2 separate regions of the Homo sapiens genome follow, and region 2 is linked to region 1. Evidence: chromatin loops called from intact Hi-C (ENCODE). Cell type or tissue: PC-3. All regions are shown on one strand. Each heading gives the region's core, and the rest is flanking DNA. Links, peaks and the distances in the headings are about the cores only. Region 1 overlaps PLCE1 (phospholipase C epsilon 1). Region 2 overlaps PLCE1 (phospholipase C epsilon 1).

Region 1 (2,809 bases), core at 215-2,714:
TGTCAGGAGACTCTCAGACTTGCATTTTTCCCTTGATGATTGGATAATTTCTACTGACACTCTTACTGCCTGTTTCTTCAACCTGGATTCTGGCAGTTTACAAATCTGAATCTCATGTTCTGAACCATTTACTTTTTAATAATTCAAAATATGCAATATAAAAAAAATAAAGAAAAACTAATCTGGTCACCCTGAAAAATGAAATAACTTCTGTTTTCCAAATCTGTTCTACTTTTCAACTTCATTCAGCGACTGGAAGGCTGGCTCTCACTATTGTGACTAGCATCTTGGCAGCTCCAATTCCTGGTTGAAATGCGAAATCCCAAACCCTAGTCCTGGCCCTTATTCAACTGCTGCGAGGATATTTCTGAGGCAGAGACCTCACTCTGGAGCAAGCTGGATCCCAGCCCTCCACCTATAACTTCCCAGTGCATTCAATAAGCCTTTCTTGAGGACCTGCTAAGTGCAAGGCCTTCTGAGTCTACTGGTGCATGCAAAGGCTAATCTAGAAGAGCTGCTCCCTCCGGCCAGCAGGCTTACAATCTAGGAGGGGCAACCGACTATAAATGACCACATAGCAAAGTAAAAATGTCATGCGTGCTAACAAATAAAGACTGTGGCAATGTGCAAAATATTTGCTCAGACATAAAGAGCACATTCCTGTACTAAAGATCTTCACAATTCATTCTTACGATTAGTAGTCACAGAGATCATAATGACAATAGCAGCAGCTAAAATCTATTGAACAATTTCTATGTGCCATGTTGCTTTTTCAGATACCGAATCCTCATGACTCTCTAGATTAGGTGTTATTTTCATGATTCTCATTATAGAGGTGAGAAAAACTGAGGCTTAGGGAGATTAAGTAAATTGCTGAAGGCTCCACTGCTAGTTAACGGTGGAGCCGGGACTCCTTCCAGAGCCCAGCTCTTAACTGCTCACTAGGCTGCCTGTATAACACATTCCACTCTTATGAAAACTCAAAGAAATGAAGGGCATTCCAAAAGTTTTCTCTTCAAAAAGCGTTATTTGGGACAGTACGCTTCAGGTTCAGTGGGAGGATTTAAAAGCATATCCAAGGCAATTAATCAGAAATGGCAAGTGGCTTATTCCACTCCAGATTTTTTCAATTTGCAAGCACCAAATAAACATTTTGTCATGGAGTCAGAGGATAATGAAATAAAAATGAAACCATGGGGAAATAATATGAAGCACACCTTAAGACTATATATTTTTTGAGTCTTCAAAAGTAATTGCTCTTTATATGTAAAGGGAACTACCGGTTAACTAGAAATGAGATATGATGCTCACTACCTTTATTCCCAAAGCCATAATTAATTTTTCAGTCCAAATAGGAAAAGACACTTTGGACTTTCCTCATTCCTTTTTTCTAGCTTAAAAAAGAAAAAAAGAAAAAGAAAGAAAGAAAAGAAGGAGGGGGAAAAAGAGTTCCCTTTTTGCTTAAGGAAATAAAATACAATATGTTTAAATTTGCAATGTGGAGTCTAGATATGTTTTTACCAGCATAATTTCAACTTTCTCCAGAAACATCTGCAAAAGAAATTACCAATAAAAATGTTCCACAGCAAATTTTACAGTCAGGCAATACAGAGTAACAGATTTATCTACTGCGAGGACACCTCTACTGTCTTCCCCAGCCTCTCCTGCCTCATGTCCCTCACTCTAAGAAGGAGAAGTAGGGAGGAGGGACTCACACTTACCTTTTCTCAAAGATTTGTTTATTATCTCTTTGTGAGTTGGTATTTAGGGGGAAGGAGGAATTAGAAAAGTAGCAATTAGAGTGCTCCTTTAAAGGTTATTAGTAATACTTCTTGTCAAATGCAACTGAATTGAACTTTGAAAACATTGCTTTTTGGTTTGGTTACAAGCCTCTAGGTTTCCATGTGGGCATTCTCCCCTCCAATCCTTATTCAATCAATCATTAGTCAAATAAGTTATGTACTGAGAACTTGTTTTGTGCAAAGCACTATTCTGGATAAAAAGGATTACAAAATTAAATAAGAAATTCATGCCCCGAAGGAGCTGAAAACCTAGACAGAATTCACAGGAAAGTGTGAAACCAGAACCAATGAACTGTTTGTTCACTTGGTGGGAGAAATTGGAGAAGAGGTCACTTTAAAAGTTTTATACACCGATTTTTCTTTACAAGGAGAGTGTATTACTTTTATAATTTTAAGTTTAAAGCCAAGTTAGGTAAGATTAAACAAATACAAATGAAGGCAGCCAAGTAGTGAGTCACATGATCACAAGTAGGTATGTAGATGTGTGCTTGTCACTGTTCAATTTTAATCACGTTGATGAGAATACTGATGTTTAGCAGGTTTAGAAACTGTGGACTGTATTCAGTTCCAGCGCATTTCAATTCTGAATCCAGGCCTATTTTACTAACAGCCACTTTAAGTTTCAATCTTAGCAGTAATTTTACAATGCCCATTGGCCTCCAACATTGCCAAGTGTTTGACCACATAATCAGAAATTTCCGGCTAGTTTTGGGATGCATATACTTATCTACAAAATTATTTGAATGACGTATCCTTTGGATGGGCATGACTTCTTTTTTAGATGGATCAGTTTCTTTTACAATGAGCTTCGATGATGAAGCAGATGTTTAATCATCTAACTAGACCAGAGCAGCTGGCAAAATCTTCATGCACGGTTCTTACACATGAAAAACTGCAAATCTCTTCTGCAATTTCCATTTCTTCTAAGTAACTCTGAAAGTCTTTTTTTTTTTTTTTTTTTTTTTTTTGAGTTGGAGTCTCGCTCTATCACCCAGGCTGGTAACTCT
Region 2 (2,809 bases), core at 231-2,730, 52 kb before region 1:
ACCAACCTTATAGGTTTGTTGTGTGAATTAAACGAGTTAACACTCATAAAAAGGTGAAAAAAGGCTTGGCATAAACACTCAATAAGTTGAGTATTTATTGGTAAACAATAAATTTTTACCTTAAAAAAGAGCTATTTGGTTGTTTAATTAGCAGAGGACAGAAGGGAGGAAGCGAGCAAAATGGGAAAAGATTAATGCCAGATGATAAAGGGCCTTGACTACCAAGCTAAGAAATGGAGATTAATTTCTTTAGTAGGAAATGAGGAGCCTTTCATTCATTCAACACATATTTATTGAGTGCTTTCAGTGTGCCAACATCATTCTAAATGATTGGGATACATGAGTGGGAGTGAGTGAAGTGGACAATGGCAGCATTTTAGAAAAGGATTAAGGTAATCAACACTACTTTTTGAGAACAATGGGTCTGTGCCTTAAAAGTGTTTTGTGTGTGTGTGTGTGTTTAGGGGAGATGATCAGGACGATGGGGAGGCGCTATCAGTCAATGTATTGTTTGGGTGAGTGGTGATAAGTGCCTAATACACAAAGCGAGTACAGGCCTGAAGCCTGAAGAGATATCTCTGGTCTGAGATAACTGACAGGTGATCCCTGGTGTCTGGGTGTTGACTGAGACTGGAGGGGTCAGGTGGGGAGCTGTGGTGGGCAGGAACACCAGCTTTTCAGAGTTTACCTCAACACTGTCCAACTCAGTTGGCCTAGAGTCAGGCAACCTGGTTTTAAGCCCATGTTCACCACCTTTGATTGGAGGAACCCAGGCAAACTGCACTTCTCTGGGCCTCAGAATCCTTCTATAAAATGAAAGGGTCTCCTCTGATTATTTCCAAGGCCCTCCATCAGCTCAAACATGCTATCATTTTCATGGCATCACAAAGAGGCGAATGAATGGGGCTTCCTTCCTCATTTCCAACTGATTATATTCCAGACTCAAAAGAGAAACGAATAAATAAAACATAGGATTCAGATGTGCAGGATAATATATGAGAAGACTGTTTACATTTGCTTCCTTTTTGAGAAAGCGCATGTTGAATTTTAAGCCAAATGTATGTGTCAAGGTTTGAAAATAGGTTACTCAGATAATTTCATTCCATATGTGCAGCTGCTGTTCTAAAGTATAAACCACACTCGTCTAGTAAAACCATCATCTGTTCTATAAGGAATATGAACATTCATCTGGCCCTTATTTTTAGAGTGAGAGGTCAAATGCACAAGAGGTGAACTGTACTTGAGTCCACCGTGCCAGATGCAGATGGGGGACTGAAGGCCAAATATAAATCGTAATATCTGAATTTGTGGGTATTTCAATTAGATGGCTTAGAAGATCAAAAGAAATAAATCCTGGAATATCAAAGTGGCAAACAGAAGCCGCAAAAGGCCATCATTCATTTGGTTCATTCATTCAACAAATCACTCTCACAAAATCAATCATCAAAATAAACAGGCTCTGACTCATTTCCCATTGCTTATTGTAGTTAGGTTTCTTTTTCTCCCCAGGGTCATGGGATACATGAACTTCAGGCTTAATCTCTGTGTGAGAAAAACAGCATGAAGATAATCAACTCTATGTCAGAAGAAATTGGCAACACTACTAACCACGAGTAATGCACACCGAAGGCAAGCTACCTGAGCCCTGATCCCCCACCTGCCACTCTAGCGATGTGATTTTGGGCCAGTTAATTAGCTCCTTTCTGCCTCACTTTCCCCTTCATAGGGTTGTGAAGAGGACGTTACTATTTGTACACTGTTTTGAGCAGTGCCTGCTGTACAGTAAGGACCATATATGTGTTTATAAAATAAATCTTAGTTGCTATAGGCAACACCACGCAGCTGAGAGTGGCCGCACATTGACTCTCTTAAAGAACACTTCCTCTCTTGCTCATCCTACTCAGCTCATAAAAGTTCCAGGGAAAATCATACATTGGACAAGACAAGGATCAGCTGTTCTTCATTTTTACTTAGGAAGGCTAAGAGGAATTTACACTGAAAAACCTCCTGCAAGGATGGCTGAAATCAAAATGACATTTCTCTTTAAAAAGGAGATAGTTTGTTGGTAGACCCGAAATGAGAATGTCCTGGCCTGGTGCCTACTAGCCTTGAAGTCTGTAATTTCAAATGACTTTGCTTGAGTTATTCGAACCCATTTTATTCTTAGCTGTTTTGGTGTGTGAGTTGCACTGTGTGTGCATGTGCATGCACACACACCGTGTGGGTAAGGATAGAAGGAGGCAAGATGCTTGAGTTTGCTTCATTTTAGCTCAACACTTAGAATTGCCTACAGCAAATTTCTTTCTTCCTTTTTTTTATTATACTTTAAGTTCTGGGGTACATGTGCAGAACATGCAGTTTTCTTACATAGGTACACACGTGCCATGGTGGTTTGTACAGCAAATTTCTTGAGCCTCAATTACTGAAACTGAAACATAGCACTGATGTTAATCTAAAAGAAGAGAAGGATCTTGACAAATGGTCTTTTGCGTGCTTTTTTTCTGGATCAAGAACTATTATTCAAAGTGGCTGGGATAATCTGTTTTTACAATGATTGCTCTCTTGAAGGCCAGAGGGCTGCTGCCACTCCCCTGGCTTAGATGCTTTCTCAGGGTGTCTGGTAGCATCAGTAATTAACAGCACAAACACTGGAGTCAGGCCCAAGGTTCAAGCCCTAGCTTTGCCATTTATCTTGTAAAAATAAGCCTCAGTTTGCCTATCTGTAAAATGGTGATAATGACAGTAACAGTATCTGTCTTATCAGGTGGTTGTGAGGAATAAGTGGAAGACTCAGAAACTCAGCATGACA

The links. Peaks named below come from ENCODE experiments on the same cell type or tissue, not always from the same donor. Only the 100,000 strongest peaks of a DNase experiment are listed, where the experiment ranks them.
Region 2: it touches region 1 in a loop (12-fold over the local background); 1 of 110 quality-filtered maps calls a loop at or near these places.

Annotation. Positions count from the first base shown.
Region 1 is chr10:94,051,248-94,054,056 of GRCh38, reverse strand. All of the region lies in intron 2 of PLCE1 (phospholipase C epsilon 1), which reads right to left. Among named protein-coding and RNA genes, the nearest start is that of PLCE1-AS2, 56 kb to the left of the region's middle. In PC-3, for the core only: no CTCF peak of the experiment used is centred there; no DNase peak of the experiment used is centred there.
Region 2 is chr10:94,103,158-94,105,966 of GRCh38, reverse strand. All of the region lies in intron 2 of PLCE1 (phospholipase C epsilon 1), which reads right to left. It overlaps PLCE1-AS2 (PLCE1 antisense RNA 2), which reads left to right. Exons shown (of 8, transcript NR_120616.1): 3 at 1,510-1,629. Among named protein-coding and RNA genes, the nearest start is that of PLCE1-AS2, 4.2 kb to the left of the region's middle. In PC-3, for the core only: no CTCF peak of the experiment used is centred there; no DNase peak of the experiment used is centred there; H3K27ac peaks cover 2,208 bases.